Linked DNA regions of Homo sapiens: region 2 is linked to region 1. The links are chromatin contacts, found by Hi-C or POLR2A ChIA-PET in ENCODE. All regions are on one chromosome and are shown on one strand. Each heading gives the region's core, a stretch centred on a gene start or an enhancer-like site at or near the end of the contact. The rest is flanking DNA. Distances are from core to core; before and after follow the strand shown. Region 1 overlaps SORBS1 (sorbin and SH3 domain containing 1). Region 2 has its middle 40 kb from the start of SORBS1.

What was found. A loop is a pair of places that touch in the nucleus more often than their neighbours do. ChIA-PET counts read pairs that join two places held with the same protein, here RNA polymerase II (POLR2A). Pooled maps may share reads with other maps.
Region 2: a loop to region 1 is called in a map of HepG2, with 3 times the contacts of the local background. The contact joins two enhancer-like sites. A Hi-C loop is called at or near these places in 4 of 168 maps with a recorded cell type or tissue (HepG2, esophagus muscularis mucosa, posterior vena cava and 1 more) and 1 of 50 pooled maps. POLR2A ChIA-PET finds 5 or more read pairs at or near these places in 1 of 52 experiments (OCI-LY7).

Annotation. Positions count from the first base shown.
Region 1 is chr10:95,501,850-95,506,953 of GRCh38, reverse strand. The region is part of intron 1 of SORBS1 (sorbin and SH3 domain containing 1); the gene reads left to right. Among named protein-coding and RNA genes, the nearest start is that of SORBS1, 57 kb to the left of the region's middle. Within about 2 kb of position 3,758, at least 3 of the 41 ENCODE cell types and tissues checked have a DNase peak (open chromatin) inside an H3K27ac peak, as active enhancers do.
Region 2 is chr10:95,598,504-95,603,333 of GRCh38, reverse strand. No RefSeq gene overlaps it. Among named protein-coding and RNA genes, the nearest start is that of SORBS1, 40 kb to the right of the region's middle. Within about 2 kb of position 2,038, at least 4 of the 41 ENCODE cell types and tissues checked have a DNase peak (open chromatin) inside an H3K27ac peak, as active enhancers do.

The DNA of each region.
Region 1 (5,104 bases), core at 2,509-5,008:
GGGAGGTGGAGGTTGCAGTGAGCCAAGATCATGCCATTGCACTCCAGCCTGGGCGACAGAGGGAGACTCCATCTCAAAACAACAACAAAAAAACCATGCAGCTGTTACACGTTCTCCCACCTGCCCTAGGATTTCTCTTACCTTCGCCCTCAAACGCTTTCTCTTTGGAAAAATCACTTGGGTGCAGTTTGTTGAAACTGGTCAGCAAATTATTCTTCCCATAGCTCTGGCATAAGTCTCATTAGAAATGGTTTTATGAAGCAACCGTAAAAGGAGCTGGTTTTCTCAGTATTTAAGAAAACTCTTGTTTTCTAAGTACTGAGTGTATTGCCAGAGGTTCAGTTTTGTTTTTCTTACTATGATTTTGATTTATTTGAGTCTGATAGAATGGTATCAGTGACATGAGGAATAATTACAGCATCTTTTGAAATTCTATCCTGGAACCCCACCAGGAACCGACCCAGATTGGTGCCAAGGTACACATAATAGGTTTTAGGTTTTAAAAAATACTTGTTGGAAATGCTAGGCTTTTTGATACTTAAAGAGCATTGTTTTAGTGGGTGGAGTTCTTTTTTGATCCTCTAAGTTTAAACTTCTTAGTTCAGGGGTGGCCAGTGACCATCCTGTGTTGTGAGAGTTTAAGAGGCCTCTGAGAGGCAAGACCTGCATTTGTATGTGTGTGTGTGTGTGTATGTGTGTGCACATGTGCACATACACACTCACATTTGTACTTCTTCATTTTGCCAACAAGTTTTAAGCTTTTCTGGACTTTCTGCTTTTACTGAATCTTCAGAGATGCTTGCTATCTTAGGAAATTTAGTGTGATATTAAGTCTTTAAATAAAGATAAAAATAATTTGCTTTAAACCAAGAAAAAGAGACAGAGAGAGAGAGAGATTGGCAGCAATAAATCAACATGTTAACATTGGTGGACAGATTCTTGTGTTTTCTTTGAGACTTCCTTTGTTTTCTCAGCTTTCTATGATTAACATGTATTACTTTTATATTAGAGAAAATGATTTGTAAAAAAGCATGGTTGCTTTGGAATTCATTCTCAGTCTGCCGATGGGATAACAAGGTAGAGAATACAGGAGGGATGACAGATTGGAGCTTAGGGACGTCAGGAGCCAGGGCTGCCATGGGAACTGTTGTTCCCAGCCTTTTTGTCATCAGAGACGCCCTCTTTTGTTTTTATACTTATTTATTTTTCTTCTAAATACCCCTTGCTCTGAAAAATTTCATCAAACCCAACACCATGTTTATTAAGTAATAATATATTTCCCCACTCTTGATCAATTGAAGATAGACTTAACTGCCTATTAGAGTTACCCGAGTCTTAATGGAGTTGATACTGTTCCAGCTGAGAGTAAAGATGTGTGGTATTTGAATTGACTCTTATGTTAGACATTCATCTATGTCCTCCACATTCATTTCTACCTGAGTGGAATTTTCTGGCTGTGGACCCAAGGCTGAGGCTCTGCAGTTAGAGCTCTTCTGTGTTTTGGACCCAGGATCCCTGTATTCCTTCTGACACTGGAGGCAAGAAATAGGCATTTCTGTGGCTGGGAAATGTCTCCTCCAACCCTTTTTGGTCCTAATCTAAATGAGAAAGGAGAGAGCCAAATCCCCCAACTCCAGCATCCACGTATGGGAATAAGCCCACTCCCACGGAGTCCCGCAGAACGTGGGAGGAGGAGCTTCTGGCACCGTTTCCCAGCCCTGCATTCCAGTTTTCTGGTCACCTTTTCTGAACCTCCTGCTGAGGAACTGTGAAAACAAAGAATGGTAACCATACAAGGAAGCAATCCAACTCAAACATAATAAAAATTAATTTAAAATATTAGTGGATCTCTTGTTGAACACCAAAGGGAGGGAATTAAATTATTAATGCCTAGGAAAATAACTTTAAAATCCTTTCTCCTTCTCTACCACTTGGTATCCTGTACACGACGGCAGCTGCTCCTCTAGAAACTCCCTTTTACTTTTCATCTCCTCACTCTCCCCAGCCCTCCAGGAGTAGTGGGGCATAGAAAGCCTCCCATCCCTTTCATCTGGACAGGTAAGGAAGCTAGAGGGGACACTTCTCTTCTTAGAGGATGACCTCAGTTCCATTCCAAGGATAGGGTGTAGAACAAGAGTTCTTAGTTTTTATTGGAACATGGACCCCTTTGAGACTCTGATGAAAGCTTTGGACACTTTTTCCAGAAAAATTATATGATAATAACTAACATTTATGTTGTAGACATTGTGCTAAGCACGTAGGTGTATTACTCTTGATGCTCATCACAACCCTGTGAGGTGTAGGCACTGTTATCTCTGTTCTGCAGATGGGAACACTGAGCCACTGAGATGTTAAAAGATTTGTCCGGGGATACACGTATAAAAAGTGGTGGAGTCTTTGCATATAGTTTTAGTTGGCACTCAGGTTAAGATCTTCAGCTCTAGATTATGAGCCACCAACTGCAATCACTTGAAGACAGATGTCTGCACATGTAACAGGGTAGCGGGTGGATACTAACCCCCAGGGCTGGTGACCAACCTGCTTGTCAGGGTGGTAAAGGAAGGGAAAGGCTGCTCTTGGCTCCCCTTTTGCAGAGTCCTCCCCCGTCCTCTTGCACCAATTAGGTGAGTCTGTGTGTGGGTTTCTAAGTGTCTATGCTTTGCAGTGATCCCACACAGTTATCTAATTGGCATTTAATGTGAGCTGGGAAGACAGACAATCTGGGCTTCTCTCTTGGTTTTGCTACCACCAAACTGTGACTTGGGGAGTCATTCAGACCCTGTGCGCTCATCTGCAGACCAGGGAGAATGAACTCTGGACTTCACTAGGATTGGGAGGGTCTTGCTACAGTGAGAGGAAGTCACTGCCCTTAATTTGTCTTTCTGTGGCCCATAAGTGAATGGCCTGCTATAGTGTGCACGTCTTTCTGTTATTAAGATTAGGGGTCCCAGAAACTGGCCTGTGACTGCTGACCACACTTGACACCTGCAGTTTTTGGAGTTGCAGTGAATGTTTTCTTAGAGCTCCAATCCGTGATCAGTAATAATTAAGATTTTGTAATAGCTGTACTCCCTCTTCTGTCTGCCCTTCTTCCCACCCATTTGGCCATGACCCCCATGGCAGGTATCCTTAAAATCACAGAGCTGTGAAACGGCAGTGCTGGAAAGGAACTTGATCACCTATGGCCAGCCATGCCATTGTGCAGAAATGGAAATAGGCTCAGAGAGGTTCAGAAACTTGCCCAAGGCCACACAGCTAATCCATGGGAGTAGAGGCTGGGTCATATTCATCATAGTTTCTCTGTTTTAGTCCTCACTGCCTCCCAAACTTCCTCAGTGCATGGAGAGTGACAGAACGAACTATTTGTACAAGCAGAGCTATTTTAGAAGTTCTTCATGGTGCTAGGCCCACAGTTCCTCATATTCAGGTAATTGTTAACTTCTCCCAGCACCAAGATGAATCTCTGCTATAGACAGAGACCTGGGAAATACCCCTCTCTATTTACTGCGTTATCCCAGGTAATGTAGAGATGGATATAGCCAGGCAGTGTGTTGAGAAACTTTTGGAGGTAGGGTGGTGTGGTTTATTAATGGCTGTGCTGGGGTTCTGTCTGCAGCAGAGGTTTAACTTGGATATAAAGAGCATCTTTTCTGAAGCTGGGCCCAGCTGATCTGAGTGGTGACATTTAGCACTACTAGGCATTAGCTTCCAGCATCCACCACCTCTTGCCACATGCCACTGTGAGTGTTCATGGACTTTCTCCTCTTCTCTCTGCAAAAGAGAATTCTATTGTCTATTACTCAACTTTCCTAGTAACACTACCTTCTAAGGAGAAGTTTCTCTTGGTTAGTTTAGTGCCTGGGCCTTTTTCATATGGAGTCAGGGCAATGAGTAGAGGCTGAATTAGAGAACTAGGAAGTAGGGATGGTCAGAGTGTTTGTGTGTGTGTGTGTGTTTGTGTGTGTATGTGTATGTGTGTAAGCACCTACTGGCATCTGAAAGGGCCAATACTTGTAGGTGAGAAGAGAGAATGGAGGCCAAAGGAGAGGAGGAGGGAGAGGCAAGAAGTGTTTATCAGCACAGGAGATGAAAAGTAAAAGGAAGTTTCCAGAGGAGCTGTCTGTGTTTAGGATATCAAGTGGTAGAGAAGGAGAAAGGATTTTGAAGATACTTTCCTGTGCATTGGGATTTTGAAGATACTTTCCTGTGCATTAATAATTTAATTCCCTCCTTTTGGTGCTCCACAAGAGATCCCCTAACATTTTAAGTTAATTTTTATTATGTTTGAGTTGGATTGCTTGCTTGTATGGCCACCAAGTGGACACTGGGCTACATGGAGACCCAGTAATGTTCAGGCGACACTGGTCTGTTCTATCTGGGGCATAGAACAGAGGATGGTGAGGCAGTAGAATGTGAGAAGCACACTCTGGAAGGTGAGTGATGGGGGAAATGCTCTGTGGCAGGGGGCCTGGGGCTGATCTGCTGGAGTCAGCATGTGCTTGGTGTTACTTCATTCTGCACAAATCCCAGATCATTTTCCTGTGTTAAAAATAAAGAAATATGTCAGAGTTCTCAGATTCAGTGCTTATTTACTTCATACCCTATCTTCAAAAATAATTTGAGGCAGTTTGAATTTAGTGGGGAAATGTGGCAATTCATTCAGACTGTATTTTTTCCATAAATAGAAAGGAAATTTGCGTTGAGAAGGAAGAAGAGGTTGAGTTTCTAGGCCACATTTTACTGACAGAAATATTATTGGGGAAGGATATTTTAATTTTTGTTCTCCAAGAAATTGCTCTTTTGTACTGCTTTGAGGTGGAGGTGGTTTAGCACAGAGAGGATTTTTAAACCAAGGGAAGGAGCAGTGACTGTTTGGCTTAGATAAAGAGAGTGCTTTCTTCTGTCTGTGCCTCCTGGAGTCGAATCGATCTGTGTGAGCTGCCTGTCCAACATTCACGTTCAGTGAGATGACTTCTTTGAGTGGCTAAAGGCCCCAGAACAAACAGCCTGCTGGGACTTGCAGGTCTGTGCATGGAGCTTCTTCCTGTCGGCTCCTAGAAGGGCAGAGCAATGCTTCTGCGGAAGAGTAACATCCAGAAGACTG
Region 2 (4,830 bases), core at 789-3,288, 98 kb before region 1:
GTTCCCTTGAACTCATTGATGAGTTTTGTAATGCGGGTTTAATATAGGAAAGCTGAAGTGCTCCATAAGAGGTGGAGAAAAGACAAAATTCCCAGGCAGTTTTGGAGAGGAAAGAGTGAGTTGTAGGCCGGTGCAGTGGCTCATGCCTGTAATCCCAGCACTTTGGGAGGCCAAGGCGGATGGATCACCTGAGGTCAGCAGTTCAAGACCAGCCTGGCCAACATGGTGAAACCTTGTCTCTACTAAAAACACAAAAATTAGCCGAGCATGGTGGCAGGCGCCTGTAATCCCAGCTACTTGGGAGGCTGAGGCAAGAGAATCTCTTGAACTGGGAGATGGGGGTTGCAGTGAGATGAGATCGTGCCATTGCAGTCCAGCCTGGGTGAAAAGAGTGAAACTCTGTCTCAAAAAAAAAAAAAAAGTGAGTTGTAAACTTGCCCTAGGCAGAGGCTACAGACTAAGGGTCAGTAGGAAATGAGGCTAGAGAAAGCTAAATGTAAGAAACAAAGTATAGGAAAAGCCATCTATTTTTAAACTGATGGCTTGATGGGGGTTGTTATGGACTAAATGTTTGTGCCCTTCCCAAATTCCTTCGTTGAAGTCCTACCCCTCAATGTGATGGTGTTTGGAGACGGGGCCTTTGGGAGGTAATTAGGGTTAGATGAGGTCGTGAGGGTGGGGCCCTCATGGTGGGATTGGTGCTTTCGTAAGAGATGCCACGTCTCTCAACAAACTGTTGAGTAAAAAGTAAAATAAGAGACTCTAGAGACCTTGACCTCCTGCCCTTCATGTGAGGACACAGTGAGAAGACAAAACAGTCTCCTGCAAGCTAGGAAGCAGGGCCCTCACCAGACACCGAACTGGCCAGCACCTTGATCTTGGACTTCCCAATCTCCAGACTGAAAAATAAATTTCTGTTGTTTGATCCACCTAGTCTATGATATTTTGTTATGGCAGCCCAAGCAGACAAAAACAGGAATAATTGTCTTGGAGATACCTGCATTTTAGAAAAGGAGTCCTAATATTTCAAAGAATTGGCCAGAGTGGCATAGTGGAAAGAGTATGGATTTGGAAGTCATATGACTTGCACTCCCATCTATAAATTGTAGGAATTTGCAGGATTGTTTTTTGCTGCAATGAGCCTCAATTTCCTTATTTGGAAAAAAGTAGACAGTTAATACTTACCTTGAAGACTCCTGTCAGTAAATAATCAGATAATGGACCGGACACCTAGCTCATGGAAGAAGCACCATCCAGGTTGGCCACAATTAGCCACATCTGGCATATCTGTCTTTGTATCCCCCACTGAGCCCAGCAAGGTGCAATGCACACAGATGCTCACTGAGTAGCTTTGAAACAGGCTACTTGGGCAGAGCTATAGAGATGGAGGGGGCTTTCTCTGAGATCCATGGACCATTAGGGACACTGGTATGAGGCTGGCAGTCTAAGACGATCAAGTCGTCCCTGACCCCAACTTATTTCTAAACCACTGAAGAGTGTCATTGTTCTCTCTTCCTTATGAAAGTGTCCTGTGGAGTCTCCTGTAGTAGAATTGAGTTAAATGTTACAATGTCTTTTCCACTAGCACTTCTGGCAAAAATCGATGAATAACTTCATAACTACCTTAAGGGCACCTCATTTAAGTTTGCAGATCTCTGCTATTTTACAGAACTCTGCTATTAGGGAGAATGAGATTTTAAAGCCTCATTCAGTATCCAGTGAGCACCCACTACGTGCCAGATGCTGGGGATAAGAGACATTCCCTCCACCTGATGGTCCAAACGTTGATCTGTCTGAGAATTGCTGCTCTAAATTCAGGTAATTCTTATCCTTAAGTCCCACCCTTTACAGCCTATTTTACCCTAATCCCTAGGAGAAACCCTTTGGCCAATAGGAAAACACCAAACTAGGCAGCTATGATCCCATACTGAAGGCAGGAGGAGTCACCATAACCTAAGAAAACCAACTTGCTCTTTATTCCATCTGGCCCCAGGATTCCTCTAACGCTAGAGGGCAGTCGGGTCCCATGGACCTAAGGAAGTCGGCCTGCTCTTCCTCAATGCCCAGCAAATTATCCCCTCCCGATCCTCAGGCTGCTCTCCTGGAAATGAAGTGCTGGATCAGTAAAATAACTTCCAGAGATCCTCTTCCTTACAGGGTAAGAGCACAGGCCTTTTCAGTTTAGAGGCAGAATAGGGTTTGGACCTTGATTCTAACACCTACTAGTTGTTTGACCTGGGGAAAGTGTCTTAACTTCTCTGAATTTTGATGATACGTATCCATAAATGGTTTTGCGAGAGTAAATGTAAAGCACTCAGCACGGTATTCAGCATATGGTTAACCTTTAATAACTATTGGCTGTTACTGTTTATGATTCTAAGGAATGGCTTTCTCTTAGTTTTCAACATTGCTTTTTTTTTTCCCCTTTGAGACAGGGGTCTCACTCTGTCACCCAGACTGGTCTCAAACTCAACTCCTGGACTCAAGCAATCTTTCTATCTCAGCTCCTGAATAGTTAGGATTACAAGTGCATGCCACCGCACCAGGCCCTACGTTTCTCTTTTATTTAAAGTCCAAGCATCAATTCCTAGGACATAAAGTGAGGACATTCTTAGGACAGATCTACTATGTACTAAGCACCATGTACTAAGCATCATAGTAAGGGGGCTAGATGAATTATGCATGATGCCACAATAATCTGAGTAGGGGAATTGTTACCCCTATTTTACAGGTATAGAACCTAAAGATCAGTAAATTCCCCAAGATCACACTGTAGCGGAGGAACCTGGATTTGAACCCAAGACAACAGAGCTTCAAAACTCTTCACCACCACAGGGGGCATAGCAGTAGTGTTTTCCCAGAAGCTTCTTGTACCTTATCCCAAAGGCAAGTTGTAAGGCTGAAGAAGGAGGTTGCCATAGCTACTAACTGGACCCCTTTTCACGTAATCAGATCCTCAGTCTGCCCCAGTTTTGCAAGAGGAGCTGCTTGTCTGGAAACTCTCCTCAACACCTGCCCCTGGAGGGAGCCGACTGTGTCTGAATTATTTAGAGAGTCTCTAGACACTTGATATAATGAGCAGGTGTGGATGCTTCTCTGACTTCCCCCACATGCCTTTACTTACCTCCTTTCCCCTCCCCCAAGTTGCCTATGAGGAAAAAGGAGGCATCATCCGTTTCCTCACTGTAGATGTGTCTGCCTCATCTTCATTTTTCATCCCGAAGTCTGTTTGTAAGAAGTGGACCACTTTCTTTGCAAATATCAAAAATCATATTGATTTCCATTGAAATTGGTGGTGTAAATTGACCCTAACTAGTAAATGCATAACTTGGCCAGGAGTGGTGGCTCATGCCTGTAATTCCAGCATCTTGGGAGGCCAAGGCAGGAGGATCGCTTGAGCCCAGGAGTCTGAGACCAGTCTAAACAATATAGTGAGACCCTGTATCTAATTTTTTTATATTTTTTATTTTTTTTTGAGACTGAGTCTCGCTCTCTTGCCCAGGCTGGAGTGCAGTATCACGATCTCGACTCACTGCAACATCTGCCTCCCGGGTTCAAGCGACTCTTCTGGCTCAGCCTCCTAAGTAGCTGGGACTACAGGTGCGCGCCACCATGCTCAGCTAATTTTTGTGTTTTTAGTAGAGACGGGGTTTCGCTATGTTGGCCAGGTTGGTCTTGAGCTCCCAGCCTCATGATCGGCCTACCTCAGACTCCCAAAGTGCTGGGATTACAGGCATGAGCCACGGCACCCAGCCAAAATTCTTGTTTTTGAAGAATATTTACTGACGTGGAGACGAGACGCACTAGAAAATATTGAATAGGAAAAAACTAAGCTATAAAACAGTATAAATAAAATTTCTCAATTATATATATTTAGTTGGAAAAAGACTGGAAGACAATGTATCAAATAATATTATGGGCTGGGCACAGTGGCTCACAACTGTAATCACAGCACTTTGGGAAGCTGAGGCTGGAGTATCACTTGAGGACAGGGGTTCAAGACAAACCTAGGCAACATATCAAGACCCTATGTCTACAAAATTGTTTTTTTACTTAGCCAGACATGTTATGTGTATCTGTAGTCCTGGCTACTTAGGAGGCTGAGGCGGGAGGGTCTCCTGAGACCAGGAGGTCAAAGCTACAGTGAGCAATAATCAAGCCATTGCACTTCAGCCTGGGTGACAGAGTGAGACCCTGTCTCAAAAAAAAAAAAAAGATATGTGTATATATATATATATATATATATGTATGTGTATATATATATATATATATGTGTATATATATATATGTGTATATATATATATATGTGTATATATATATATATATATATATATATATATATATATAGAGAGAGAGAGAGAGAGAGAGAGAGAGAGAGAGAGAGAGACTCTCGCTCTGTTTTCCAGGCTGGAGTGTAGTGGCGCGATCTCGGCTCACCACAACCTCTGCCTCCCGGGTTCAAGTGACTCTCCTGCCTCAGCCTCCTGAGTAGCTGGAACTACAGGCACACACCACCATGCTCGGCTAATGAGTGATTTCTACTGAGCAGTGAGACAAGTGAGTTTTATTTGTCATTATACTTTTCTAAGTTTTCTACTTTATTTTAAAATTTTCATAGCTATTAATATTTCTTTCTATGGGAATTATTGGTGCAGACCAGGCATGGTGGTTCACACCTGTAATCCCAGCACTGGGAAGCCTAGGCAGAGGATTGCTTGAGCCCAGGAGTTTGAGACTAGCCTGGGCAATATGGTGAGACCCTGTCTCTACAAAAAGAAAAATAATACAAAAAGTAGCTGAGGATGGGCCGGGCGCGGTGGCTCATGCCTA